3 separate regions of the Mus musculus genome follow, and regions 2 and 3 are each linked to region 1. A link is a loop called in an ENCODE intact Hi-C map of the cell type or tissue named here. Cell type or tissue: heart. All regions are shown on one strand. Each heading gives the region's core, and the rest is flanking DNA. Links, peaks and the distances in the headings are about the cores only. Region 1 has its middle 32 kb from the start of Gm40840. Region 2 has its middle 180 kb from the start of Gm35890. Region 3 overlaps Gm35725 (predicted gene, 35725).

Evidence for each region. A loop is a pair of places that touch in the nucleus more often than their neighbours do. Peaks named below come from ENCODE experiments on the same cell type or tissue, not always from the same donor. Only the 100,000 strongest peaks of a DNase experiment are listed, where the experiment ranks them.
Region 2: it touches region 1 in a loop (19-fold over the local background); 10 of 42 quality-filtered maps call a loop at or near these places.
Region 3: it touches region 1 in a loop (6-fold over the local background); 5 of 42 quality-filtered maps call a loop at or near these places.

The regions. Positions count from the first base shown.
Region 1 is chr12:14,310,991-14,321,152 of GRCm38, reverse strand. No RefSeq gene overlaps it. Among named protein-coding and RNA genes, the nearest start is that of Gm40840, 32 kb to the right of the region's middle. In heart, for the core only: a CTCF peak has its summit at 5,055; no DNase peak of the experiment used is centred there.
Region 2 is chr12:13,839,741-13,849,902 of GRCm38, reverse strand. No RefSeq gene overlaps it. Among named protein-coding and RNA genes, the nearest start is that of Gm35890, 180 kb to the right of the region's middle. In heart, for the core only: a CTCF peak has its summit at 5,182 (motif pointing left); no DNase peak of the experiment used is centred there.
Region 3 is chr12:13,598,005-13,608,166 of GRCm38, reverse strand. Gm35725 (predicted gene, 35725) reads left to right here. Exons shown (of 6, transcript NR_136761.1): 6 at 1-378. It also overlaps a transcript of Nbas not described here. Among named protein-coding and RNA genes, the nearest start is that of Gm35725, 25 kb to the left of the region's middle. In heart, for the core only: a CTCF peak has its summit at 5,543 (motif pointing left); no DNase peak of the experiment used is centred there.

The DNA of each region.
Region 1 (10,162 bases), core at 2,007-7,006:
AGGTGAAACTTCTCCCCCAGCTGCTTGCCTGTAACAATGAACTGAGAAAGAACTTGAAATTTGTCACTATAGGTCTTCTTTCAAAAAAATTTTTGACCCAAATGCAAACAATTTTAAAATATGAAAAATGTTTGTGTGGCCTTGAGTCCCCCCTAAACCTCCATGTTCCTTTGATTGATTAGCATTGACTAATACTCACAATAGACACAGCACATAAGAACAGTGGCTGTATTATCTATATTATCTAATTAAATAACCTTTAGGCCTGCAAGATCTTTTATCTCTGTCCTTACTTCATTTGCCCCTTTGTTTTAAAACCTAACTTCTCACTAAGCAAACAGATGTTGAAAATGTTCCAGAACCTCCAGCGAGAAATGCATTCATTGTAGAATGATATATCAAATCCTCAGACTTTCAGATACACACAGTATCTGTATGTATCTGACAAAATGAGGATTCTGAGATACTGTGAATATTGTGTTCCATTCCATTGAGAGCAAGTCAGTATACCTCTACTAAGGTCTAGGCAACGTGCTTGGCTGTGGTAATAAAAAGTCATGCAAAAAGAAAAAGAGAGAGAAAGAGAGAGAGAGAGAGAAAGAGAGAGAGAGAGAGAGAGAGAGAGAGAGAGAGAGGAGAAAGAGAAAGAGAAAGAAAGAGAAAGAGAAAGAGGAGAAAGAGGAGGAGGAGGAGAAGGAAGGAGGAGGAGAAGGAGAAGGAAGGAGAAAGAGATAAAGGGGGAAAATAAGAAAGAAAAAGAAAAAAGCCCTGTGTGCTCAGGTGACTGAACAAGAAATGCCTGACAGAGCAGTGATGGGTACTCCAGCAATGAGGAAGTGTTGGGACAGAAGATGAGCAGGCTGATGTAAATGGGCTAAAAGTTTGATCTTGGAAAGCAGTTTGCCAGCAGCAGCAGCAAAGAAGAGAAGAGGGGTAAGGTGTCTGCTGGGCAGGAGTGAGGATTCAGAATAACAAGGGAAGACGTAGATTTCTCCAGGAAAGTGGACAAATCTATGGGCTTTTCAAAAAGCAACAAAATCTTCAACTATAGAGGAGGTTAGATCAAAGGGGGGGATCGAAGAGACAGAGAGCTATCTAAACATGAAGGCTATTTTAAAATAGAATGCACATATTATACTTTTCAATGGAAATCTGGATGAGTTTTAAACAAAGCTATCCCTCGGAAGAGTTTGCTGATAGTGGAAGAGGGGCTATTTTAGAAGGAACAGTCCTGTGGTGAGCACCTGGGGAAATGACACAGCCAATAATGGTGCTGCAAGCATGAGAACCTGGCTGAATATTCCCCAGCCTGCATCGAACCCCACATGTGGTCATATGCTCCCCAATAGCCCAGTGCTGGGGAGAAAGAGCAGAGGAGAGGTAGGAGGAGCTCTCTGGCTACCAGCCTAGCTCCAGGTTCAGAGACAGTTTCAAAGCCATAGAGAGCATGATAGAGGCAGCTGTGCAATGCTCTCTTCTGGCTTCCATACATGCAGATTGACACATCTGAGTATTACCCACACACCCCTACTCTACATATACATATACCCACAGTGGAATGAAGACACATAGACTTGCTTCATACTGAAGCAGTTCCCTCTGGGACAGATGATTAATGTCAGGAGTCTAGGAGAGGGTTAAGAAGAGACAAGGACAGGGATCCTGCCTCTCTATAAATTATTTATAAAGAAAACTAGTTCAACACTGATTGGCTACCTAGGGAGAAACCTCTGAAAACATGACATCGCCAGAAAGTTGCTTGCTTCTCTCAACCCATTTCTAAACTACAGTAGGCAACAGGGGTGTGCTTGGAGCACTAAAATTAAAAAGCTACCTCTTCGCTAACAGCTAGACCCAGTTCCAATGTGGAAAAATCTTTTAGGATATTAATTGACTTTCCTTCCATTTAAACATTTTTTCTTCCTTAATGTCTACTATTTCACTATAAGTTGTGAAGCTGGCCCCGAATGATAACGTCCATAAAGATATCAATGAGGACCAAGTGAAACCCTTAACAATGACTCCCTAAATATGCTTTTGGAAACCAGGGTGAGACAGTAACTACCTCACTGTTATCCTGTATGGAACGAAAAAGAGAAACATTATTTTTTTTTTCTCCAAATGCACTGTCTGATCTCTAGTGACAATTTAAGCCCACCCATGCAGTGAGTTCATTCTTGGTTCATTCTAATAGCAAGTTTTGATTTAGTCAGCAGGGTGTCCAGGTGCTACAACTCTAAGAATAAATCCAAATGACTCCCTTTAGTCCCAGTGACCACTTGGCGCTCTGCCTCATGGTTGACTTGCCTCCAAGAATTTAGACTAAGCACAATATCCATCTAACTTTCCGGGCCTTTCTTGAGTGGAGGATCTGCTATTCCAGGAAGAACTTCTTTTCCACATGTTTAGGTTTGTTTTATTGCTCTTCCTAGGCTAGTGCTCTCTGGTCATGATCCCCTTCACGTGCCTCCCATGTGCACTCTGTGTCTATGTGGTAGATTCTTAAGAAGCCAGTATATGGATTTCCCAGAATCTCTCCTGGTAATCCTCTCACCCCACAGACTTCTCATTTTGATAGTTAGCCTTTTCATCGCCCCCCACCCCCCTTCACCTCTGCCTGATTACTATACATCCCACAGACCCTGACAGCTTACTCTGGATCCTAAAGATATACTAATGAGCATGTAAGAGACAGCCGAAGTTTAGACATATTCCAGAGAACCCATTTGGTCACTCTAAACATCATGAAGCACCTAACAGCAGGTGTCAGGCTGCCTCCTCCCTTGCTCTGATAGTATCCTTGCTCACCTGCCACTTCTCAACTGGTGAGGGGCTCCTACACTATAGTAAATAAACCACTCACGCCAAATGTCCCTAAGAGTTGCCCTACAGACTAATGGACTGCACTGCAATGAAGAACAACTTTTGCAAGTCAGCGTCATTTGGAAAGGGAACCCCATCCCTCTCTTACCAATGCCTTGGAAATCTCTGGGTAAGCCCCTGGGAGAGTGTGTTCCTGCCCATGTGTAAAGAAAGGAGAAAGCTTTAAGGATGATAACTACTTAGGATTTTTCTTTGTCTTTAGTTAACTGTCTTAGAATTTCTGATCTCTTCTTTGCCTATAGTGTTCTGGGTGGGAGAACGGGGTCACAGACTACTGTGGCAATTGTTTCTCGGCCAAGCACTGGGAGAGGAAACTGACTGCAATGTGGTGCTCTATTTATAATGTCAGAACTTATTGTTCTCAGAAGTGGAACTTTAGCCAAAGCACTAAGACAATAGGAAAAGCCTCATTCAGTATCCTATTTTAACAACACTGTGAATTGAAAAGGCCTTTTATCACTGCCGTTGCTGTTCTTAACTATTTAAGGGATGTGCTTAGAATACAGAGCTCTATCATCAACTATGGGATGGAGAAGAAGAAATGCTGGCATAAGATTATTTAAACAGTTCTGTAAATGACAAGAGTCTCCCCTGAACACAGATAAGGCTAAAGGTTTAGAGATGAGATGGGTCTCAATATGTAAGAATTGCAGGAAAGGTAATTCTCTTCAGCTCTACTTTAGGGTAAAACTGAAGCACAATAGAAAAGAAATCATTCAATAAATTGAAAGAACTATGGTGTGTGTATATGTAAGGGTTGGTATGGCGTGCTAGAGATGAAAACTTGGTCTTCATGCACACTACGCAAATGATGTATCAATATGATAAACTCCCATTGCTAACTGGGAAGATTTCAAAAACGGGGCTCTTAATTCCTGTCTTTGGGTGGTAGCCCGGGGCCAGCACAGATCTCTTATAAAATCCATATGACTTCAGGGAGTTTTTGCTGAAACAATAAGAAACAGGGATAAAAGATAAATTGTACCATGGTCCCATGGAACTCTGGCTGCCATGCTGGGGCACTCAGAATTGTCTGTATGTGTTAGAGGACAAGTAGACACCCCAGACACCCTTCTGAACCATCAGACACCATGTTGGATAAGAAAAAAGCAAGGCTACTACAACTGAAGTCTATGATTGGGCAGACTAGAAGACCATATGGATTCCAAATGGGCAAAGGTTGATAACAGATTGGGCAAAGGAAGCACACATTAGTAATGGTCAGAAAGAGACTCAAATGAGCCAATATCAGAGTGCTACTTCCCTGTCCACTCCATCCCCACCTAGAGCCAGGACTCTGCACAGATTACTTCGAAACCATGGTGGTGCTCTAATAATAAAGAAAGAAATGATGGGAATTACGTAGAAAAAATGAATTTGAGGGACTGGGCTTAAAATTAGAATTACTGAGTTAACTTTACTTGTGAAATTCCATTTTCTGTATCAGAAGTAAAAATAGATGGCATCTGAGCTAGGTTTAATTTAAATATTGAGACATACAAAGGAATACTTCATGTATCTGAACTTCACATTCAATTTTTAAGATAAATGCACTAAAGACAAGATGAAGGGCTGACTCCATGAGCTAAATAAAGCTGAGGATATAACCAGAACTCTACTCTTGATTTCAATTCTTGGCTAACACTAAAGGGGTAATTTCTAGAGCTGCTCTGGAGAGATCTGAGTGTTTAAAGAAGAAAGTGGCTTGCCAACACATTTGCTCCGCACTACAAGAATTCTTTTCTGCCATAGCCAAGCTGTGTAAACACAGCCGAACCCAAATTTCTGATTGATGAGCTCCTTGTTTTAATCCTTATTTATTTGCATACATATCTATGTGCACTCACATTGTATAACAAGACTATGGAAGATCTCTATTTTAGAAATGAAACTATTCAACTTGAGTATACATGCAGCATAGTGGGATCCTTAAGTAAGGACCCTCTGGAATATAAACTGCATGAGTCCAATCCTTGGTCTGTAATTGACTAAAGTTGTAATCTTATACAATGTCCTTATTTTGGCACCTTAGTTTCTCCATTTGTTAAAATCAAGCCAGTCACAGCATCTGTTTTATGAGTTGCCATGAATCATAAGCAAATGTGACACATATAGGAAAGTGTATAAAGGAGTGAGCTCTCTGTCTTTTCAGACAATCAACTTTGGACTAGCCAGCCACATGGTGGGGATATTGTCTTGGACTAAGTAACTGCCGAGCTCCTTCTCGATGCAGAACATTCCCTAGAAAAGAAGGTCTTGTGCCAAAGAACAGCATCCACTCTGAGATAAACCTACTGACGATTCTCATTTGGAAAAGCAGGCCAAATACACAATCTATTTAAAAACAAAGATAGAAATAGGCCAAGTCACCCCTGTGGCTGACTCAGCAGGCTGTCATGGAGCAGCCACTGGACAAAAGTCAAGAAACCTTGGCTGGCTCTAGTCCCAAGATTTGCTCTTGACTCCGTGTAGAGTTTCGGCAAAATCAGCTAATAGATATGGCTGGCAGTTTCTTCATTTCTAAAATGAGTATATTTTTTTTCTTAAAAAGTACTCATGAGAGCTAAATGAGCCAACATGAAATTGCTTTAAAAATGGTAAATCATAGTATGAATATAGGTATTATCATTTGCAGAGCTCAAATTACACTATACATCGTTAGTTCTGAAAATAACATACATAACCCAGATCTTGAGCTGAGACTAAACTATTATTTTAAACACTGGGATGGGAATAGAAGGCACTTCAAAGGTTCCTGAATTTATTTTTCTTTGCTACTCAAGGGTGGATTTAAATTTAATGCAGGTAGGTAGTGGTTTCGGGACAGGGGAAACAGATACATGTGTGCACAACCAAATAGCACAAGAGAGGGCCATATAGTTATACAAATATAAACCAGGGCTTTACCTATTGCTTTGGGGAATGATGTGGTCTGATTCATTTGGAATGCTGATGTCTCAGACCAGGAAACTCTATTTCTTCCAGACATATTTAGATTTAAATGCTGTCAAAATTTTCTTTAATAATTAAAAACATTACATTAGTGTGTGCATGGGTGTTTGTGTATATGTTGAGAGTATGTGTCTGTGCCTGTATGTTCATGAGCTCAAGTGTATGCATGAGTGTCTGTTTATGGGGGCAGGAGTATATGCATATCTGTGAATATATATACATGTGTGTGTGTTTGTGTATGTGCATGTGTATGTGTTTGGATATATGTGTGTATGCACATGCATATAAGCATATCTGGACATGTATGTATTTATATGTATATGTGTGTATGTGTGTATGCATGTATTTGCGTTTGCATGTGTGTGATTGTATATGTGTATGTGTGTATGCAGGCATACATATGTGTATATTTGTGTATGGAGATGTATACATGATATGACTGTGTATGTATTTGTGTGTGTGTGTGTGTGTGTGTGTGTGTGTGTGTGTGTAGTAGTAGGCATCCCATGGTATACCTATCAACATCATAGAACAACTTGCTAAAGCCAAATCTCATCTAAGTTAGCTGAGTCCCAGGGACTGAGCCCATGTTGTCTATCTTGCTCATAAGTGACTTAACCTATGGAGATATCTTAATGGCCCTCTGTCCTAATTTTTAAACAAATACTCAGGGACACTCTTCAGTAGGTGATTTAGAATCCTGACAGGTAGTCATGTAAGACTATAAGCATTTACAGGTTACTCTTAACAGGCAGAGGAGCATAAGCAAAATATTAAAGAAATCATCAATGCTTGTAAATACTCTAAAGGTAATAGGTAAATAAGAAGACCTACAGTAAGAAATGGCCTATGTACTTAGAGATGTACATGACCCCAGATGTTGTAAGGGGAGCTTGAAAAGAGGAATGGCATTGTGCTGGTTTAGTTGGCTGATTTGTTTGTTTTTATCAATTTGACAAAAGCTTTAGTTATATAGGAAAAAGGCACTTCAGATGCACAAATGCCTCCATTTTCACATGGGTGGGAGGGAAGGTCAGAGGAAGAAACTGTTGGTAGGGAAAGCAGGAAAACTGTGATCAGGATATAGTTTATGAGAGAACAATAAAAACTGAAAGGAAAGAAAGGAGGAAAGGAAAGAAGGAAGGAAGGAAGGAAGGAAGGAAGGAAGGAAGGAAGGAAGGAAGGAAGGAAGGAAGGAAGGAAGCAGGATTAAGAAGTCACAAGATGTAAGCCAGTAAGTGGCTTCACTTTCGGTTCCTGTCTCAAGCTTCTGTCCCTACTCTCCTTTATGATGCACTGTAATCTGTGATGCATAAGCCAAATAAGCTGCTTTCTTCCAAGTTTCCTTGGTTCATATAGTTGGGTTTTAGCAATAGAAAACATGGTAGTTCATTTAGTCAAGAACAGGATATGTATAAAGAATTCTAGGAGGTTTTTCCTGGACATTTAATACAGACTGTCTTCTCTGAATATTTGCTACTGTGTCTATAAATATTTTTATATTTTCAGAGTGATTTATGTGTTCCCTTATAGGTAGATGCTCTTAGAAGTGAACTGTCAAGGACATGGGTAGCATATATGTTTCTGTCACCTTGGAGGATGGCTTAATGAAAGGAAACCCAAGTTCAATAGTATCTTTACATGACGAGTAATGGGGTATTGTTAGATTGATTATATTAACAGTTTTACTTGGTATTCAAAGGCAGTTGCATTTTATTTTTGCTCGTATGCTTGAGTTTTGAGAGAGAGAAAGCCATACATAATCCCCAAAGCTGGCCTCAAACTTGTGGCAATCCCTCTTCCTCAGCCACTCAAACTGCTGACTCAAGTACACTGTCCAAAAGTAGGTTTTTATCGAAATGAATGGGTTGTAACATTGTGTCCATGAAAACAAGTTGGAAAAGGGACATAAAATGCAGCCTATATTTGGAATCTTCAATGAACATGTAGCCAGCCTAGAACCGGACTCTCAAGGTAAATATGGCCAGGCATATTCTCAAGAGCTGTCCTCAATGAGGCAATTTCGTTTGGTTTCTAGTACCCCATATTATTCACTTATGACACAATTTTATTGAAATCTAAATGAAATATTTCTCCCCCAGACTTGAAAAATGGTGTTCAGGGAGAAGTACTCTGGAACCTAGCATAATGCCAGTAGCACAGAAGAGCAATATGCTCAGAACCAGCATGGCTTTAGGACACTCTAAACAGGGCAACAGTTTCTAACTATCTGAGTCTCTGAGCCTCTAACCAGAGGTAAGTAAGAAACGCCCACCCATCCTGTTCTGTTCATGAAACTTTTATGACGAAAATCGCCCTTCTGCTTGCTAGCTAAACAATAGGTGTCCTTTTACACAGGAAGAGGAGGTTAAGATCCAAACCCATTCTTTGCCTCTTAAAGGACTGCTTGAAATGCTTGTCCCCCATGACTGATCAGAACAAAGCACATGTTAACCCAGTTTTGCTGAAGTCTCTTTCTTTCTTCCCAGTCTCTGAATCTTGACCTAAACCTGAGTTAGACCACAGCTTGTCATTAACATTTTCTCCCACACAGCCCTGATAATAGGTTAGGCTCTGGGTAGAATTTTAACACATTCAAGTTTTCCCTCTATTTTTCTACACTTGATTTCTAGCTATGTTTATTTCTCATTATCAAAAATCTTGAATTCTCCACTGGAAACTTGGTGACAAACACTGTTTGGACCACCTGATCAAAGCTTCTGCTTACCTCTACGGTCCCTTTTATCAAGTAACCTTGTAGGTAAACTTTTCTTGACTAAGTCTGAATTTGTTGATTATTTGACATCAATAAAGAGAAAAATAAACCCTGAACAGAAAATCAAAATCAATAAAGGAAAGCAAAACAAGACCAAAAAAAAATATATTAGTGAGATTTTTTTCTAAAGATACAATTTAGTGCCCTGGAGAACATGTGTGTGTACTCACACATGTAAACCTTTGTGGTTATGTGGGGCAGAGTCTCTCTATGCAAATCAGGCTGGACTGAAATGCATGGTCCTATTGACTAAGTTCCCACTCAACCCCAGAGTGTGAGTGACACTGTGCAAAGATTTAATACATTGACTCCTTTATTGAGTTCATTAAACATGCAATCCTTCAGCGTGAGGAATCTTGGAAATAAAGGTCAAAAGTTCAACTGTTGGTGTCAGACAACGGAGATTTAAATCCAGACTCTATAACACATTTGCTCCCTGATTGTACAGATTACTGAAATTAACATGCTCATCACAAAAGTGGGAATGGTGATAGCTATCATGTGTCATTAGTGTCAGGAATTTAATACCTGAAACACTAAGGCATATTTAATCTTGAGTAGATAATTGCTAAATTCACATCTTTCCCCTTACCTCAGCTGAGGGCATTTTCCATCAGACCATCCATTTTCTCCATCTCAACTCCAATACAATGAGTAGCACTTACCACTAATTAATATATATCAGTTAACCGTTCTTAAGTATGTTCCTGAGAGTATATTTTTAAAATAACAAAACTAAGGGCTGTTCACTTTCAGCACTGACTCCAAAAGATTATTTCTAGCTTTCTTCCTTATCCACCACTTTTATGTTTTTACTCTCTATAAGAACAATGCATCTGGGCATAGAGAGAAAGTTCCTCAGTTAAGGACACAGGCTGCTTGTCCAGAGGACCCAGGTTTAATTTCCAGAACTCACCTCACAGCTCACAAGTATCTGTAGTTCCAATTCCAGGGTATCTGACATTCACACAGACATACAAGCAGGGCAAAACACCAATGCACATAAAATAAAATAAGTAGATTTAAAGAAGAATTATGCAGTTTCTGATCCCTGTTTATCCCATGAGACAGTCGGGAGTACAAACCTTACCAAACTTCGGCCAGAGTATCAGCCAGGGTGAAGAGGCAGCCAGGCTGTCACACACAGGCTCATTACAAGAAAGAAGATGGGATTGTGGTAGTGAGATCTGGAGCTGATGGACAGTCCATGGCATTTTATATTGATTGTGTAAAGAATGAAGGAGTGTTTAAATAAAGAAAAGGTAATAGGAGTTATGTTTCTACTTACAGGCAAAAGAACCTCAAATATCATGGTATAATAGAGGTTATGATTCTTTTTAATGGAACTTAAGGTGTTGGCACACCCAATATTAACATATGCATATAATGAAATATATTATTTTATATATGTATTTTAATAAATTAATTTTGTAGCAGTATTTCTAAAGCCATGGCAAAAGACATGTAGGTAGCTAAAAGAACATATATAAGTATGCCTAGATACGTATATGTTAGATATCGTAGTATATTTCTAATCATATGCTTAATATA
Region 2 (10,162 bases), core at 3,149-8,148, 470 kb after region 1:
GCCTGAAACGGGGTCTACCCCAGAAGCTGTGTGGCTTCCACCTGTCCCAGAAGCTGTGTTGCTTCTATAGTCCACACTCTTACCTGTGCAGACTAGTCTCTGAAGGATCCGGGAACCAAGATGGCTCCCCCAGGTGCTCCAGCAAGGTCCTCCCAGGTGGGGAGGACACCTATCCTCTGGCAAGGAAGGTGCCCAGATGTCTGGAGCCTGAAATGGGGTCTGCCCCAGAAGCTGTGTTGCTTCTGCTTGTCCCAGAAGCGGTGTATCTTCTGTAGTCGACACTCTCACCTGTGCAGACTAGTCTCTCAGGGATCTGGGAACCAAGATGGCTCCCCCAGGTGCTCTGGCTGTTTCTTTCCATTCTTTTAGCAGCTCTCATCCATTGCCATCAATTAAGGAAAGATGGCCACCTATTTGCTCATGCTCAACACTCATATCTCAGCCCTGCCAACCCTTCAAAAATAGTCTTATCCTTCTAAGCTTATGCTACAACATATAGACAAACATATCTCACCAGACACCTACTGAGGAGAAGAATATCAATGACACTCTGAGTTTTCCATATAAACACACCTTTCAGACAAATAGAGAGGATTTTTATGGTCTTCCCTATTTCAAGAAAAAAATGTATAATATATATATTTGTTACTTTTATGGTGCTGTAATAGAATACCATGACTAAAATCAACTTTTGGAAGGGTTTATTTTGTCTTATAGTTCCAAAGGTGATCACAGATGCAAGGGAGGCATGGCAGTAGTCTGCCAGGGTAAGAAGCTGAGAGAGCACAACTTTAACCACAAATACAAAGCAGATAAGCTGAACTGGAAAAGGGTTCTTTCTCCAGCAAGGCTGTATCTCCTAAAGAGTCCCCAAACAGCAGCACTGAATAAGGAACCAATGTTCAAATAACTGAGCCTATGGGAGAAGATTTCTTATTCAAACCACCTTATTCCACTCTCTGACCTCCATAGGCTCATGACAATATCATAATGCATTTGCTATAACCTTAAAAATCCCCACAGATGCAACACTATGTAAAAATCCAAAGTCTCTTAACTGCAATACCCTGTAAAATGAAAAGGCAAATTAAAATCTTCCAATGTACAGTGCCACAAAATATGCATTCCCTTTCCAAAATAGAAGAAAGGGGAAATATTAAGAAAATGATGACTCAATCAAGACCAAAATTCAGCAGAGCAAACACCAAATTCTGCACATTCATGTCAGATGTTTGAGACTTCAGTTCCTAAGGGTTCAGATAGCTTATACCCTTTGGCTTTGCTGCCTATAACACACATTGACTGGCTCAACTACATATGCACCATTCCTTGGCAGATGTTTCAGGTATCTTCAGTAGCTTGGAATCTCCCTTGAAATTCAGGCTTTCCTTTTATAGCTTCACCACAATGACTTCCCAGGCCCCTCTTCTCACAGTGACTTTAACACTGCCATAATTTACCTGGTTCCAATTTCTCTTCGAAACCCCAGAAGAAGAGTCCATGACCACCTCACTCTTTCTTCTTGCATGCTTCCAAAGCCAGCACCATGTGAACAACATAGCCAACTGGTGGCTTGGGATGGACCTTGGCACCTTTAAATCACATTTGTACCAGATGCTGCTGTTTTCTGGAAGAAATGAAACTCTCCTCTCCTCTCTCTCTCTCTCTCTCTCTCTCTCTCTCACACACACACACACACACACACACACACACACACACTTGGAAGCTTAGTTGGGCAGAGCCTCACACTTGGGGCACAGTTCTTGTTGTTCCAAAGAAGAGAAAGAAGCCCCTACTTAATGGGACTAATCTTAACAATAGAAGCCTCTCTTTTAGCATAAGCTTTGGCTTCCCAGTTAAGTTTTCTGGTGCTCCTTTTCTTTCCAACTGGACATTGTGTATTTCTTTCTGTTCCACTTTATCTTTTTACTGTAGACTTATATAAGAGTTATCAATAATGACAGTACCACATACTCAATATTATGTTGTCTTTAAATGCTTTTAAATTTAGTTTAGGCAAGTTCTTAGGACAAGGGCAGAAGGCAGACGCATTTTTCTTTACCCAAAATATCATAGGCACAACCTCTAACCCAGCTGCTATTAAGGTCCTTGTTTCTGTTTGAAACCTCCTGAGCTGGGTCTCCACAATGTCAGTGCAAAGGACTTAGGAGGCAGTGACTTGTGACCATGGTGTACATGCAGACAGTGACCTAGACAGCATTAAGAATCATCTTAGAACCTAAAATGTTTCATGGTTGAATAGAAAAGTCACCTTAAAGGTTTAAATACAGACATAGCTCATATCCTGCTTATCTTTTTATCTTTAAAATTAGACAACATAGGGCATGAATAAACACACACACACACAGAAGTAAATTTTAATTATTTCTCAACTAAAAGGTCAAACCAGACTCACATAATAGAAAGAGGAAAAGATTGTTTTTTTAAGTGGTTAAAGATCTGGAGAGGGTTTTACAAACACTTTAGTGAAGAAAATAATAAACCACACACATGCACACACATGTACACACATGAATACATATGTACATACACACAACACATGCATAAAGGTTCTCCTAATAGCTGAGCATAAAGGAGAATTAACATTAAATGAGAATAGATGAAATACTGAACTCATCTTTTGCAGGAAAAATGAGAAGAAATAACATAGATTCTTAGGGAGTAATATAATTCTTGCAAAATACTTAATAGCAGTAGAAACCTAGGCAAGGAGTATGCCTCAAATCTAATTCACTGTTTTTAAATAGACAGCCTTAAGCATCAGAAAGTGTGTCTCCACCAGAAATCATACCAGAGTTTGTTATCTCTCCTTTTGCTTTGGCTTCTGAAACAGTGTCTCTGGGGACAGACCAAATGTCCTGGGGAAAAACAAGCCCAGAAGAGCAACCCAGGAGTGACATCGTAAGATGCTGAGATACAGTGAAACTGGGTGAAGACTCACACTTGCATCTCTCCTGGTACTGAAAGACCTAGTAAGTCCTTCAGGTTGCACTGTAAGATACTTTTTGAACTTCTGTCAGGTGGGTACTGATCCATCCATCAGCAAATTCATTCTCTTCTAACCTTCACATTTCTCTTATTTTCTTTGCTTGATATTTTCTGTAAAACACATGTAAGAAAAGAGTGAAAGACAAGAGGATAATGGAAAATGATACGTGTGTGTAGTGTACACTAACACACACGCACATATACTCACATGCATGTGCATACAAACACATGTTAGTGGCAAGGGATTCTACCTGCACATGAAAAATAGACACAATTGTGGTCAACAGATCTGTCAATCTGCACTGAGTGGTTAATATAACACTTAGACTCAAAATATTGAAAAGCCAAGCCTTCTCAAAGGCTATAAAGGAAGGGGAGATGCAGACAGAGAAATAGGAGGTAAAGTACAAAGTGACTGGAATTAGTAGGTAGGGATCAAACAATTAGAAAAATCTGAAGGGATAGGTCTAACAGAAACTGCCCCTAAAGTAAATTAGCTGTTCTGAAGAAAATAATAGAGCATTCATTTCAGAGAATCAAACAACTACACAGTCCTGTGGTGAAGAAACCATCATATAGAGAAAGGCAAAGAGAAGAGAAAGGGAAGGCAGCTTGAATCAAGGACAGGGACCAAGCTCAATAAAAAGAATTTAGGTCAGAGTGTTCATGAATGACTGTGAATATGAAAACAAACCAAAGCCTTAAAGTGTCTCAGTGTCTACTGGGTGACTTCGTTCCAGGAAAGAGGGAGAAATACTATATTTATGAGCTGTTCTTTACTATAGACAAACCATTTAATGAGAATATTCACAATCTATCTGCAGAAGCTGACTAAATACAACCACAGTCCAGTCTCTCTCTCTTCTCTATGTGTGTCTATCTGCCTCTTTCTGTGTGTTTGCATATAAGTATGCACATGCTCTCTCTCTCTCTCTCTCTCTCTCTCACACACACACACACACACACACACACACACACACACGATAACTTTTCTAAATGTATAAGTGGAAAACTGGTAAAACAAACAAACTTCAAGTAAAAACAGCAAATCTCTCTGAGTGTTTTTTAGCAGATGACCCCAGGTAACAAGTGGGACTGATTTAACCACCAGAGCCAACCTCCTGGTACTAAGACTACTACAAAGAAACACAGGCTTTTACAGGTGGCAAGAGTCAAAGTGCATGGGGGAAAGCAGAAGAAAAGAATTTTACGTGCACATACTCATAGCCAGCTTCTTCTCTGTCTCTGAGGTGGCAATGAAGCATTTGAAGAAAATATTCACCTCAGTAGAAAAATCATATACTTGTTTTCAAAAGACCACCATTATGTGCCTGCTTCTTTCACTGGAGGCTGGTGGCCACCAGCCTGAGATAAGGAAGGCAAAAAGCAGGGTTCAGTCGGCTACAAGTATGGACAGAATGACCTCTGGAGATTGCTGCAGCGAGACAAGTCTACTTTATTGTTTCAGCAATAGGGTATATAAAGGCTTTTGGGGGAGGGGTGCAAGTAAAAACAGCTAATTGGCCATGGCATCAAGCGCACAGGAAGTGCTGATTGGTTATAAGACATCACCTAATTAACATGCAGGCAGAAAGCCAGAGCAGGATGTGTGCTGAGTTATGCAGCCTTGCAGAGAGCTCTGTACAAGGGCACTTATCAGACAAGGCCAGCCACCTGTGTCAAGGACACTCTCAGGCAGAAACCGGAAGCCGCGCTGAGAAAGGGAGCCCTCCTTTTTGTGCTGAGCTCATGAAACTATTTTAATAGCTAGGTTCCCCAACACACCATAATGATAAAAATTTTGATTTTAAACAATTTAAGGAGGTGTCGATGTTAGACTCAACACTGAAATTTTACAATGGAGAAACAGAAATGCAAGGACGAATGCCTGCTCCCCTACAGTAGGGTTACATCTGATAGGATGTCAATACAGCCTACACCAGATGTGCCCAAAGCACTTGGGAGACAGAGGCAGGCGGTTTTCTGAGTTCAAGGACAGCCTTCTCTACAAAGTGAGTTCCAGGACAGCCAGGACTATACAGAGAAACCCTGTCTCGAAAAAACAAAACAAAACAAAACAAACAAACAAACAAAAAAGACAGTTGCAAGAGAAGTAACTCCCCTTCACTCGCACCACCACATTAGGTTGGGTCAGGCGCCCCCTTCTGGACACTCTGAGAAGTGTGGAAGTTTCTCAATCTGTTTACACTATTTTATAAATTGTGCTTTTCTCCTTAGAACGCAAACCCTGTGAAAACACTGGCTACACTCTGACAAATAGAGCGATTGCAGTGAGTACTCCACAAACATTTGTTGGCAGGTGTTTAATCCAAATGCTTTGAATGTTGTCCTATTGGGCCCTGGCCTTCATTGTTTCTGATAAGAAGTCAACTCTAGGTCACACTAAAGTTCCTTCCTGAGTGATTCTTTCTTTTAAGAATAAATTCACTGACTGAAGATACCAAAATTAGATGGTCAGACCCCGAGGTATAATAGTGGAATCAAAGGAGACACATGCTGCCACCATGCCAACCAGACCCACCTGACTCAACTGCCCACTCTCTTGAGAACAGAGGCAGGGCCACGGCTCTCTTTGATGGCTTTGATGCCCTCTCTGTCAGGTCCTCAGACAAGAAACAAAGAGCCAATAATCTGACCAATAAAGAAATAAACAAGATCCATGTGTATACATAAACATGTGTAATTGAACTCAGAGGTTAGTAATAGCCAAAAAACTTTAAAAACTAAAGGAATAGATGAAATTTAGAGAGAAATGGGGGGGGGATGTGTCAGTGGATGGATAGGATCAATGTACATTATATATGTGAATTTATAATACAATACCTATAATATATTTTGTATAACTTCATGGAACTTTCAAACAAAAATAATGCTAAGAAAGAGCAATAGAAATGTCTGTAGCATGCAGACCCATGGTAGGTATACATGCTTATAGACTGTGATATTGCTATGTCAGGAACAGCATGTCATGTGGGGAGAGTGACCTAGGAAAAGTGGGGGAAGGCTAAGATGATCATAAAATCTCTAATGCAATGCAGAGCAGACTACGTGAGACTCCTGCAGGAGGAAAGACAAAGGCTGAGCAGCTGCTGCTGCTGCCTTGCCTCATGGAATCTTTTTGCCAGTCTCAACTTGCCAGAGGCCAAAGGCAGTTTTCCCAAGAGGACTTGCCCAGAGACTCAATCTGAAACATCGTCTGTCTCACTTCTTGTCTGCTCACGCTCTCTCTCCTCACTCCCTTACATATACCCTTTGCCCCAGAGACTGTGCATGTATGCATACACGTCCCCCCTCTCTCTCCCCCTCCCCTCTCCCTCCCCCTTCCCCTCGCCTCCCACTCACCTTCTCCCTCTCTCTGTTTTGTGTATTGGTGGGTATACATGGTTACAGTCTGTGATATTTCTGAGGGAAAAATATGTTTCTCAAACCATCTTTTGGTCCTCTTCCCTAATTTGATTTCTAGAATCTAGTGAATGCTCTACACTAACAGTTGTCTACTTCATGCCACCCTCGGGGGCTGAATGGCCCTTTCACAGCGTATGCCTAAAGAAAATACAGATATTTCCATCACAATTCATGCCAGCATCAGAAATATAGTTATGAAGTAGCAATGAAAATAATTTTATGGCTGGAGGTCACAACAACAGGAGGAACTGTATTAAAGGGTAGCAGTGCTAGGGAGGTAGGAACCACTGCTCTAGACACAGTGAGTAGAACAGCAGGAGTAGTGACAGAGTACCCATCTTTAACTAAAGCTAGGACCACACATGACTTTTATCCACTTGCTTCATCCACTCCTAAAAGCAATTCCAAAGAATACATGCTTATTTTATTATCTCCACTTTACAGTCATCCTCATAAAGTTTGAGGGGTTTTTAAAAATGCAAGATGAAGTGATGTGCTTTCCAGGGGCAGAACCAAGATTTATGCTCACGTGTTATCAGTGCCAGGGTCTCTATCTCCCTGATTAACTGAATGCACAACGTGGCATCCACAGACACATAATCACACTTCATGCCTGTGATGTGTGTATGTGTATATAAATCAAAGACATACATATCCTGGAGACCCAATTTAAACTCTCTCACTCTTATTGCTGGCTACCTTGCTCTTACCCTGAAAACTGGATCATGGGGTTCTAAACCCTTATATATAACCCAAATACAACAGAAGTCATGAAGGTGCCGTGGTCCACCGGACATTCCTTTACAAATTCAAGATAGGATGGAATAGAAAGAAGCCTGCCTCCTAGGACTTAGGGCTTTTCCATTGTTTTCCAGTTTCTCTTATGTTGCAAAAGCAATCTCAATTTTCAATCCAGAAAAACCCTTTGAACCAATGCACTAAAGAATTTCCTACTAACAAATCCAAAAACTCCAAGTGCTGGGCTCTTGCTATACCTTGGTTAGATAACAAGGGACCTACACCATAATCATGGCTTATTTTCACTATTCTGATCAGTTTACTGTCTTCTCCTCCAAAGGCTATTGTCAGAATGATTTTGAGTTAAATCTCTCAAAGGCCTTCCATGTTATACTTCTGAGAGGCAGATTAGTCAACTTGCAATAGCTATTAGAAAATGCCTAAGGCTAGAAAAGTTATAAAGCAATGAGACACTAAGTACAATTCTCTCTGGGGAATTTGACTAGAGTCTCATGAGAACTACACTAAATGCCTTTTACAGGCAGTGCCCTTTTGGGTTTAACAACCCACCACTAGGCCCCACCTCTTAAAGGTCCTACTAGCTCCCAGTATCACCACCACACACAGGACCAAACTATCAACAACCCTTGAAGACAAACCACATCCAAACTATAGCATGCCTGAGTCCACACCAGTCACCCATTGTTCTGGGGAAAACACATGAAATTAGCAGCCATTTACCAAGTGCATCTACTTTCTATGCCCTGTATTTTGGTTGCTCTAGATAAAGAATCACCTCCTCTATTTATATCCAGAGAAAATGAAGTCCCTGTTAAAGCAACATGCTGCCACACCTATCCCAAGCTATCATCCTGCTCCATAGTTCATCCCATGTTCAGTTGACAGGATGTCATCGAATGGAAGATAAAATGCTTCCTTGCATCCCTTCAGCAGGCACATCTTCACAAAACCAGAGCAAATAGCAAAGGGGGAAGGGGCATGGAAATCCTGCATGTACACATGTACACATGTACACACACACACACACACACACACACACACACACTTAAAATAATGAAAAATGGAAAATAACCTTCTTGTTTAAAGTAGGACAGTAATGCTGGTGGGAAGTACAATGGTGGTGTCTGCATGTCCAGCAGTAGCAGACAGCCTACTTGAACTTGGTTCTCTCCCAGGTCCTTTGGGAGAGGGGCTCTAAAGTGTTGAGTTACTCAAAAATTGATCTACCCCACATTGCTTGCTGTTGGCAGAATTGTTCCTGTTCCTGATAATTAAAAACAGGTGCATTTGCCTGAGACTGGTACTGGAGGCCTTTCTGGTGCCTGGTTGCCCTAGAGACAGCCAATCTCCACAGGCAATCAGGTTAGGGAAAGAGTTCTGCTTCATTTGCATAGGAGAATCGGGGCTTCACCTGAAATTCATATAAAAAAAGAAAAGAAAAAAACAGAAAATTTTTACATGCCTTTACTATTCTCCAAAAGAGGGGGAAATGACAAGATTGAAAAGATTTTGGCAAAGGCAAAAAGCAAAGAAGAGAAATTAAGTTGGCTGCTTCTAGGGAATCTAGAGCAAGAACAAAAGCTTTGATTAAGCCAGTAGCTTGGGGATTTGTGTCCAGGGCTAGCACACTCTCTACCTGGCTTTGCACAGTGGAACAATATGCTGCTATGTCTCTTTTTAAGTGTATGACTTCATTTCCATCTTAAAGAGATTGGGCCCGAGGCACCAACAGACAAAGAGTTCCAAGCCAATAGTTAGTATGATGGTTAGGGTCCATTGTCAACTAAACCGGACTTAAAATCATCAAGAAAACAAACCCCCAGACAAGACTATGAGGAATTTTCTAGACTGTGTTAACTAGAGTATGAGAAAGGCACTATTCTTAGGGCTGGGGTCCTTGAGTGAATAAAAAGGAGAAGGTGAACTACATGCCAGCATTTTCCCCTCTTTGCTTCCCAGATGTGGATGCAATGTGGTCAGCTGTGCAGCCTTCATTTCTGGCCACCATGACTTCCCAAGCATAGTGGACTATCTCCGCAAACCACAAGTCAAATCAAATCTTCTTTCCTTTGTTTGTTACTGTCTGGTATTTTTTTTTCATTCCCTCCCTTCTCTCCTCCCAGTCCCCATCCCCATCCACTCATCTGGTTCTCTTCAGGAAAGGGCCAGCCTGCATGGATATCAGCCAGCCATGGCCTATCAAGTTGCAGTAAGACTAGGCATCTCCTGTTCTATTAAAGGTAGACAAGGCAGCCCAGCAGGGGGCAAGGATCCCAATGACAGGTAACAGAGGCAGAGACAAATTCTCTTCTCACTGTTAGGAGTCACACTGGAAGATCAAGCTACACAACTGTGATATATGTGCAAAGGATCAATGTCTGTCTCATGCAGACTTCATGGTTAGCTAAGAGCATGTTCTGTTCTTCCAAAGGATTTAATGCCTGTCCTCACCAGCACCCTTATAAGGTAACTCACAATCTCCCTATAACACCAGCTTTATGGAATCCAACTCCCTTTACTAGCTAGTCTCTACAGCCACATGCATGCACATATAAAATGAACAATTTTTGTTTCCCTGGGCTTTAGTCTTGCCCTGTGAATCTATAACATAAATTCATTCAACTCAGATAGAAGAGGGTGTTTTTTTTCCTAGCATGTAAACCTATAGAACTACAGATTCTCAGCAAGTCTAAGATGGAGTTTCCTGGCTCCTGATAATGGAGAAAGGACATAGCAGAAAGATGAATAGAGGGAGGTACCCAGAAAATAATCACCCAAGTTTTAATTTGGTTTTAAGACTTTTATTTGGGCAGATTGTAAACTGAGATTTGGTGCAGATGATTTGGTTGTCAAAATGGAAACTTGGTTTATAGTGGCTAGAATCTGTGTCTAGGGATTTATCTAATCCCCCCCCCAACCTTTTAATTCATGGCTCTCAAACCAATTTAATTGGATTTGTCTTTAGTGG
Region 3 (10,162 bases), core at 3,237-8,236, 710 kb after region 1:
CTGTGTCTTAGGCTGAGCAACTTTGCTCCCATCAAGACTTAGTCCTGCCATGAGCTTTAGCCTCATTTTGGAACCAAAATGACCATGGTCTGGAACCTCTGAAACCAAGATCTGAAATTAAGTCTTTGTCTTTTTCATTTAAGTTTCTGCTCTGCTAGTTTGTTACAGTAGTAGAGACCTGACTTACACAGCCCTACAAGAAGTGTTTTAAGAACTGGATCCTGCCTGGTCCTTGATTCTGAAGCCCATGGCTTTGACTCTTCATTGAGTACTAGAATGCCATATTGATCAGTTTTATTGACTTATTGGTTTTATACTGAGATCCATATAGTTTCCAATTTCATGTAAAATGAGAGCAAATAAAAAGTATTTAAGAACAAGAGTATGGCTGTGAGCTGGTGTCCTTGATCCACACCCTACCCATGAACTTTGCCCCAACCCTTGAGTCATCTGTCAAAGATTTGCCCATAGTGTCTGTCTTAGTTACAGTTTCTATTCCTGCACAAACATCACGACTGAGAAGCAAGTTCGGGAGGAAAGGGTTTATTCAGCTTACACTTCCATACTGCTGTTCATCACCAAGGAACTCAGGCAGGTCAGAAAGCAGGAGCTGATGCAGAGGCCATGGAGGGATGTTCATTACTGGCTTGCTTCTCCTGGCTTGCTCAGCCTGCTCTCTTATAGAACCCAAGACTACCAGCCCAGAGACGGCACCACCCACAAGGGGCCTTTCCCCCTTGATCACTAATTGAGAAAATACCTTACAGCTGGATCTCATGGAGGCACTTCCTCAACTGAAGCTCCTTTCTCTGTGATAACCCCAGCCTGTGTCAAGTTGACACATAAAACCAGCAGTACAGTGCCTCCATCTCTCCAGTCACCCTTGTCAGCACCTTCCACACCCTGGCCTCAAGAATCACTCATACTGCCTTCCCATACACACATGTTATAAGACAACACACATGTCATTCAGTGTTGCTGACTTCAGAAGCCTTAACCCCATCTCTTACAGCCTCTGTGAAGTCATCCTGAGCTCTGGACATCAGAGCTGTTTCGAGAGCTCACACCAGAAGACCTGTAGCAGACCAAAGTGTCAAGAAAGCCACGGCCCTCCACTCACCAACCCTTAGCCTAGTAAGAAAACACAACATTTCTTTACCACAGGAATGGTGTCTTTGCTTAGCTTGCGGTTATTACTATTGTCTCAGTGTAGGTCCATGCATCATAAACCACTCCCTAAGTACATGGAATACTCTAAATTCTGAAAGGTAGGCTAGAGCCACATCATAGGCTTCACCCCCAATTTGTCACCAGACGAGCAGAAGCATACCTAAATATCAATGTGATTGGATGTTCTTAGTATTTTTTTTTTAATTTTATGACAGGAGTTTCGTTATGTAATTCAAGTTGGCCTTGAGCTTACTATATGTAGTGTTTTGAAAGAGAATGGCCCCATAGGCTCATGCACTATGCTTAGCCTCCAGCTGGTGGAACTATTTGGGAACGATTAGGAGGTGTGGCCATGTGGAGGTATATCATGGATGGTGGACTCTGAGGTTTCAAATGCCATTCCCAGTTAGCTTTTTCTGCCTCTTTCTTTGCCTTGTGTCTGTGAATCAGATGTAAGCTCTCAACTGTTGCTCCAGTACCATGCTTGCCTGCTGCCATGCTCCCTGCCATGACAGTCATAGACTCTAACCCTCTGGAGCTATGAACCCCAATTAAATGCTTTCCTTTATAAGTTGCTTACTAGGCCAACTAGGAAACTATCCTGGGTGTGTTCCACACTGGGAGACATTCTAGTTCAGGAGAAAGCCTTTTGCACAAACATTTGAGGGGCCTGGAGGCAGCCTTCTCACAATGGAGGAACAGATCATGGTAGAAGGATAGACTTAGGTAAGAGCTGACAAGCTGTAGGTGTGCCTTTCCTTACTGTAGAATGGCTGTCCCAGAGATATTCAAACTGTGACTTGTTCAACCAGGTTGTGCCAGCAGATCCTGCTGTGAGTGGGGCACTCCTACTTCCTGTTGCATTAGAGCAACGAGTTAATGAAGAAAGCAGGTCAGAGTTTAGATCTGGATTAAAGGGAAAATACCTCTCTAGACACTGGTTTCAAAGGAAGCTGCACCCACTCCAAGGTTTAGGGTAGTAATGAACAGATTGGTTATGTTATGTTTGCACAGACTGATACCAGGGAGGTTACATGGAAGCACTCAGCTAGCATCACCATTACTTTTTCTTATTGGTCTGGTCAGCCTTTTTGTTACTGTTTTTTTTTTTCTTTTTTCTTTTTTTTTTTTTTTTAATTCTTCAATTCCTTTTTGTTTCCTCTAAGCCCTGTGATGTTTAGTATGCAATTTTGCAGAACACTGGGGTTTTTAGGGCCACACACATAGTGTTATAGCAAAAATGCATTGTATACACTCTAAGCCTGGTGTGGGGTAGGTGATTTGAAAATGGAGGCTTCTGTTACGGTTGCATCTTTGTCTGCACTTGGCTTCCCAATTGAGGCTTGGACATTGCCATGGCTGTTTGAGTTTCAAACAACCTGACAAATAGGAGTGTATGAGCTCTGCTCTGAGCTCCCTTCTGCCTGGACAGAATAGACTCCTGGGCACTGAGTACTGGCTCTCTCACTGTGTTTCCAGTTCCCATAACCCACTGTGTCTGCTGAGAATGTGTCATGTGACTTTACATCAAATGAGCATTTCTTCAGCCCCTCTCTCTTGAGTGGCGGCCTCTGAAGCCCCTAGCAATCTTTAGGAAAAAATCCTTAACATCCAGAATTCTGTGGTAGGGCTCAACTGTCTGAGTTGTGGTAAGTTCTCTGAGGGAATCTATCATACACTGAAGTACACAGACTACCTATAAAGTGAATAATTTTCTTGAAGACTTCCTGAGTTAAAGACCTGTTCATTGATTCAATTTTTTCATATACTTAGTTGGGGAATATTTATTGAGTTTATCTGATGAGCAAGATACGGTTCTTAATTCCTAGGACTGAGTAAAGCAGGATAACACTCCTTGGATCAGAAGAAAGTAAAAATTAGGATCCTAACCTCAGGCGCCAACTGCCTGCTCTTAATACTGGCTGCCCCTTCCCTAGCTGTACAGATGTCAGTGCCTTGGTTTCCCCATATGCAATGGGGTGACAATGGTTCCTGACTTATGGGGTTGTCATAAAGATTAGGTCAGTGTCAGCTAAACCGATCTTGCAGTATGGTAGCTAAGGTCATCTTGAATTAAACCTAAGTTGAAAATAAAATGTCTTATATGCCTTCTGTGATGTCAAGGAAGCTCTCTGCAATGTTGAACTTCAGGAAACATACTTCAGACACATGTGATATCTAAAGATAATGAAAGAAAAATCTAACACATCCAGTCTTACACTGTTATAGTTAGAACATGAAATGTTCCTCCAAGGTCCATAAGTCTGAAACTTGGTCTCTAGTTTGAGAATCTTTAGGGAGCCTCACTGGAGGAAGTGGGTCACTGAGGGTGGACCTGGAGAACCATTTCCCGTTTGCTTTCTGCTTGCTGAGTATGGATGCTGTAGGACCAGCCAGCCTCCTGACACCGTATCTTCCCTGCCTTCTGCCATGTCTTCCCACCCTGCTAGACAATACACCTCTGCAACTGTAAGCCAAGGCAGCCTCTTACTCCCTTAAGGTGTGTTTGTCAGACTGTTTTGTCACAGCAATAGGAAAGTTGCTATGAGGATGAGCAGAAGTGGTCCGAATTTTAGAACTGACAATGAAGACAATAGTTGACTGGAGAAGGACCCTACCCTGCTTGATGAGAAGTTAGAGCTGTTGCTGGAACACCCATCAAAGGATGCAGAACTTGAGCAATGGTGAGGATGGACCCAGTACACCCTTCAGAGGCAGAGCCGGATAGCAGAGAAGATGACTGGGTATGGGCCCTGCTTTCTGGATCAAGTCCAACAGGGAATCCCACAGGATAGATGCCCCTGTTGTTCTCAGTAGTCTGTAGGGCTAGAGGGTGAGGACATAAACCAAGGCTGTGAGTCCTGTCTTGGGTCCCCAGAATAGGGGACAAGATTCTGTGACCTCTGTCAAAGAAAGACCCTACTTACTCAGAGGAGAGCTGGATGGTTCCTGGACCACCCTTTTTAGGACAGGGATGGTCTAAAGGAGCTGCCTCCAAAGGATCCCACTCTAAGATCTCCATAGCACATTCCGTAGGACGAGGGACATAGGTTGAGGAATTTAACTGGGAAACAGGAACTCCTGTGCATAGCATGAGGGCAGGGCTGGGGGAGGGGCTCACACTGAAGAAAAGTAGAACTTGTCTAGGATTGGAGGCTGGTGTAGCCTGTTCCCTGTCCAGGGTCCCCACGGAGCTGATGGGCTTTCTCTCAGAGAGCATCTCAGAGAAGGCTGGTGGAAGATCTCACAGGCCTCTTTTAACCCTGGACTTCGGTTGAAACCACGGCTAAATGTATTAAAGAAATCAGCCTTCTCTGCTTTACAGACACAACAGCATAAGGCCCACCTTGTCTCAGATGAGCATCCAGGCAGCAGGGAAAACCTGTGGCTTGTGGTCAGGCATAATTATCTCATCTCTCCACGAATAAATTAGGACCAGGCAAATGATTTCTCTGGTTTCCTGTCCTGTTTACATATAAGGCAGCGGGCTCTGGTCAGAACAAACCGGGCACCTTTGCTGGGGTCTGAGAATAATCCAAAGAGTGATTTTCAAAGAGAGCGAAAGTGGGTAGAGGTGAAGGTTTATTCAAACTACGAAGCAGCAGGCTTGGCACTCTCAGACTCTCAAAAGGGTAGAGGTAGGAATACGAGGTCAAAGCCTGCTTGGGCTACAGTGAGAACTGAAGGCCAGCCTGAGAAATTAGTGAGACCCTGTCACAAAACAATAAAAGGTAAGAGGGGGGCTGGGATCTATATAGCTTAGTGGTAGAGCACCTTCCTAGCATATGTGAGGTCAGAACAGAGAGAGAAGTGGGAGGAGGGTGGGAGAGAGGGAGGGAGGGGGAGGGGAGGGGAGGGGGAGAGAGGGAGTGGGAGGGGAGGGGGAGAGGGTAGAAGGGAGGGAGAGGGGGAGAGAGGGAGGGGAGGGGAGGGGGAGAGAGGGAGGGAGGGGGAGAGGGAGAGGGAGAGAAGGCAGAAGAGGAGGAAGAGGAGGAGGAGAAGGAAGAGGAGGAGAAGAAATATGAACTATACAGGTTACTAATGTACCATGAGGCTGAGAGAAACTGCCAGAGTTTATAGAATCATTTCAGGTATGAAAACCAGAGAGAGATTTCCAAAAAGGGGGCAGACAAAACAAAACAAAACAAAACAAAAAACAAAACCACACCAGCCCAATTAGCTTGATGTCACTACAAAAATCTATGATTCATAATTTGCCAGACCCTCTGTGGGGACAGTCAAGGACATCAGTGCTCCAGCTCTCTTCAGAAACATGTGGATGACAGATAAAAGCCTGATTTGGAAGACATGTGAAAGCTGGGCTAGCCAGAAACATACAGGAAATGCTGACCCCTGCAGGTGATGTGGAAGAACAGATGTTTTCTGTGGGCTACTGTAGGGAGGACCAGGCCCAAGGAGTGGGGCTCAGAAGGCAGATTTTTGCCTCAATTTTCAAACAATCATGATGTGAATAGTGTCACTAGAGTTAACCCTGAGCAGCACTGCTCTGGGAGGGGATTAAGTTGTAAACTAAGGTGGCCCAGTTCTGTCCAGTTTAATATTTTAGATCTGTAATATCCCCCTAGCAGGCTATAGGCTTATTATGCTATAAACAAACCTTTATGCTGTTGGTACTGGACCATCTGACAGAAAGGTATAGTGGAAGACCCTAAGGCAAGGACTACATCAGCTACTTACCACATGCATTTCCTTAAGGTCTCTATTGCTATGAAAAGACACTACAACCATAGCAATGCTTGTAACAGAAAGTATTAGGGGCTGGAGAGATGGCTCAGCAGTTAAGAGCACTGACTGCTCTTCCAGAGGTCCTGAGTTCAATTCCCAGCAACCATATGGTGGCTCACAACCATATGTAATGGGATCTGATGCCTTCTTCTGGTGTGTCTGAAAACAGCTACAGTATACTCGTATACAATAAATAAATAAATAAATAAATAAATAAATAAATAAATAAATAAATCTTTTAAAGTGGGGGAGGGTGTTGCTGAAGAGATGGCTCAGAGGTTAAGAGCACTGACTGCTCTTTCAGAGGTCCTGAGTTTGATTCCCAGCAACCAGGTATTGGCTCACAACCACCTGTAATGGGATCTGATGCCCTCTTTTGGTGTATCTGAAGACAGGTACAGTGTACACATATACATAAAATAAAAAAGACTCTTTCTCAATAAGAGTAATAACAATAACAATTTTTTTTTAAAAAAAGAAAGTATTTATTTGGGGCTGGCTTACAGTTCAGAGGCCTAGTCCATTATTGTCATGGCACGAACCATGGCGCCAGGCAAACATGGTGCTGGAGAGAAACAGAGTTCTGCGTCTGGATTAGGAGGCAGCAGGAAAAGTCTATGAACCATTGGGCCTATGTTGAACTTCTGAAACCTCAAAGCCCACCCCTGGTGACATACTTCCCCCAACAAAGGCCACCTCCCAGTAGTGCCACTCCCTCTGAGCCTATAAAGGCCATTTTATTTAACCCACCACATTCCTGGTCTCGATCCTCTGTCCTAACCTCAGCAGCCATCCTTTGACACAAAATGAAGAAGAGTCTTTATAGGAAAGTTGTAAATTATAGAAATGTTGCAACTCATAAATTTAATGAGATAATGCTCACCACGAACACATTTTATAAACTTAAAAGTGCTGTACTCACGTGGAATATCATTAAGGTTTTAAGAGGTTGGAAATAAAAGGCTCTTGAGGCTGATAGCACTTGGTATGGATTACAGTACTGCAAGCTGGCTCTGGGAACATGGCATGGCAGCCAACCATGACATGCTGGGCACAGAGATTTCTCCGGCTTCCCGTCCAATTCTAAAGATTATTTCAATGCACCAAGGCTGAACCTGGGTGTTTACTTGGAAGTTGTCATGTTTTTATTTTGACTTATTCCAAATTTGAAAAGAAAAAAAAATGATATACTGGTTACTTTCCAGGTCCATGGAGAGTTGCTGGAATTCCCTTCCTAATTAAAGATGGTAGTAGATGGAAATGCACTTCATTCTGTCCAAAGCTCATCACTAGGCGGGAGGAGAGCTACCCAGGATGCTCATTCAGGGTCCCAGTGTAGAGCAGGCGCCACAGTGGCTCAGTCGTTCCGTTTGCTCCTCTTAGAAGCTGTGCAGACGATGGTGCTTTTGAGGTCTGTCTCTTTGCTGTGACATCTAGTCCTGCTGCCTCATTGTTCTGTCCAAGGCTTAAGCTGGAACAACACTTCTAAGTGTCTATGGGCACAAATTCATTACATTCACTGCCACTCTGTCTTGTGTGTGTGTGTGTGTGTGTGTTTGGAAAAGAGGCTCTCACAGGCTTGGGCCAGCTGGCCAATGAACCAGGGCTTTATCTGTCTCCCTTTTTCCACAGTTAGGGTTGCAAATGCACACACCATACCCAGCTTTTCCCCCCATAGTGTCTAGGAATCGAACTAGGGTCCTTGTGCTGTCAAGGCAAGGATTTTATACAATGACATATCTCTACTGTGCTATGTCTACATTCTTGTACAATTCAGTCCAGCCAGAATTTGTGGAACTGCCAATCTGGGAAGCAGTCCTTTGTCTGTACAGTGTACAGAGCTGAGCTTATCTTGTTCAACACAGCAGCAAACGTAGTAAGGCACACTTCGTTTATTACTGTGAGCCCTTTAGGCTGTGGGCTGACACTCATGGACATGGTCCTAGCAGTTTGGAAGTCAAAGATCAAAGTGGCAGTATTGCACTTTCTGGGGAGGACCCACTGGTCACATATTTTGTCTTTTCTACCACAGCTTCCTGTGGTGGGACATGAAAGTGACAGGACAGGAGTTGACATCAGGCAAGAGGTGACTTTCTTAAGAAACTCTCCTTGGCAGAGGTAAAGCTGAGGTAGCCTAGAAGCAGAGTTCTCCTTTCATTAAAGGATAGCTGAAACAGAAGGCTCCTAAGTACGTCCCCAGGCCATCACTGAAAGAAAACTTTGTAAGTATTACAATACTTTGGAAAAGTACTAGCTTTGGGTCATTGTCCCTTGCGGTGGTTGGAATAGAAATGGCCCCCACAGACTCATGTGTTAGAATACTTGTCCACAGGGAGTCACGCTATTAGGACGTGTGGCCTAATTGGAGAAAATGTGTTATTGGGAGTATGCTTTGAAGTCTCAGATCCAAGCCATCCCCAGTGTGACATTCACTTCCTGCTGGCTGCTGATCCAGATGGAGAATACTCAGCTACCTCTTCTGCACCATGTCTGGACTAAATCTCTGAAACTATAAGTCAGCTCTAATTAAATACTTTCCTTTTTAAGAGTTGCCGTGGTCATGGTGTCTCCTAACAGCAAGAAAACCCTAAGATATTCCTTAATTAGCAGAATGTCCTTAGGCAAGTACTTGGGACCGCTGATTCTCTATATACCTATCAAGGAGGATAGAAGTCTTCTTGAACCCAAATTTAAGTTCCGGGGGGACTGAGGTATGTTAAGCTTGGTTGGCACATAGTAGGTATGGTGGTTTGAATATGCTTGGCCCAGGGAGTGGCACTATTAGGACCCAGTCTTCTCTTGTTTGCTTTCAGAATAAGATGTAGAACTCTCAGTCTCTCAGCTCTTCCTGTGCCATATGTACCTGGAAGCTGCACGTTCTCGCCTTGATAATAATGGACTGAACCTCTGAACTTATAAGCCAGCCCCAATTAAATATTGTACTTTATAAGAGTTGTCATGGTCATGGTGTCTCTTTACAGCAATTGGAACCTAACTAAGACAATAGGGACAAAACTTTCCCCTATGTCTCTGATGAGAATTTCTATTTTTTTCCCAAGATAATGAGGACCCACTTATAGAAAGACCAAATAGAGTACAAATAATTCAAGTAAAGGCAGAAAGATTCTAATTGCCATTTAACCCAATTTTAGGGACATTTCCAAGCTGCTCCTCTCCTCTGGTAGCCCAAGAGGAGCAGTGGGCTTACCTGCTTCAGGTCTGGGAAGTAGACTGTGTCGTGTCCAACAAGGGCTCCAGAGATCCCTGCCACTGCCTTCCTTCAGAGCTGTGTTCTGGACACTGGGTTTTATGTTGCAATATTAACAGGGCTCTGCAATCCTAAATGCTGTAAATCTTCCTCCCGCTTCCTGCAGAAGTAATTGCCTCACATGCATAAAACAGCCTGCTGAAAAGAGTTCCAGGCTGCTCCTCAACTCCCTTTCCACTGAGTAAGCATTCCTATAAAGATGGCTCTGGCACCCAGATGGTCTGTGGGAGGAAATCACAGCAACTCATCGTGCCAAGACACACAGAAGGTCTATGGTTCACAATGGAAAGGTAGGTATCTCGAACAAGGCAGAGCCCAGGGTAATAAAAATGCCTTTTATTTCCTACTTTCTTTCACAGTAGTAGGCTTTATTCTGAATCTCACCAGAGGCTTGTAAGGCATTAAAAGCAATAGTTCCCTGCCGCCCCTCCCCCCCCAACTGTTTTTGTTTCCTAGAACTGAGTTTGCCTAGGTAGGCAAGGCTGCTCTCTGCAACAGGATGGAAAGGTTGAGAAATGTCATTGTTTGTGGGGACACTTCCTAAAGGCCTGGGGTGAAGGACAAAGGCGCTTCCACCTCCCTAAAGGGGCAGGCAATTCACAAAGCACATTTCTGTCCATGTAGTACGAACGCTATGTCTGTTCAGCTATGCAGTAATACACAGGGATGGGTGGCATATAAAATGCCATACATCAGAATTCAGAATTTGAGGTCTGGTGAGGATCCATTCTTCATAGACAGTCTGACTGTATTCTCACTTGGGAGGGGATCCACAAGTTCTCTCAAGTCTCTCCTTAGATGGATGCTAAGGGGTTTTCCTCTCATGACCTAGTCACCTCTCAAGGCCCTCAGTTCTTTCAAAAATTATCTCTCTCTGTCTCTCTCTGTCTCTCTTTCTCTGTCTCTCTGTCTCTGTCTGTCTCTGTCTCTGTCTGTCTGTCTGTCTGTCTGTCTCTCTCCCTCCCTCCCTCTCCCTCT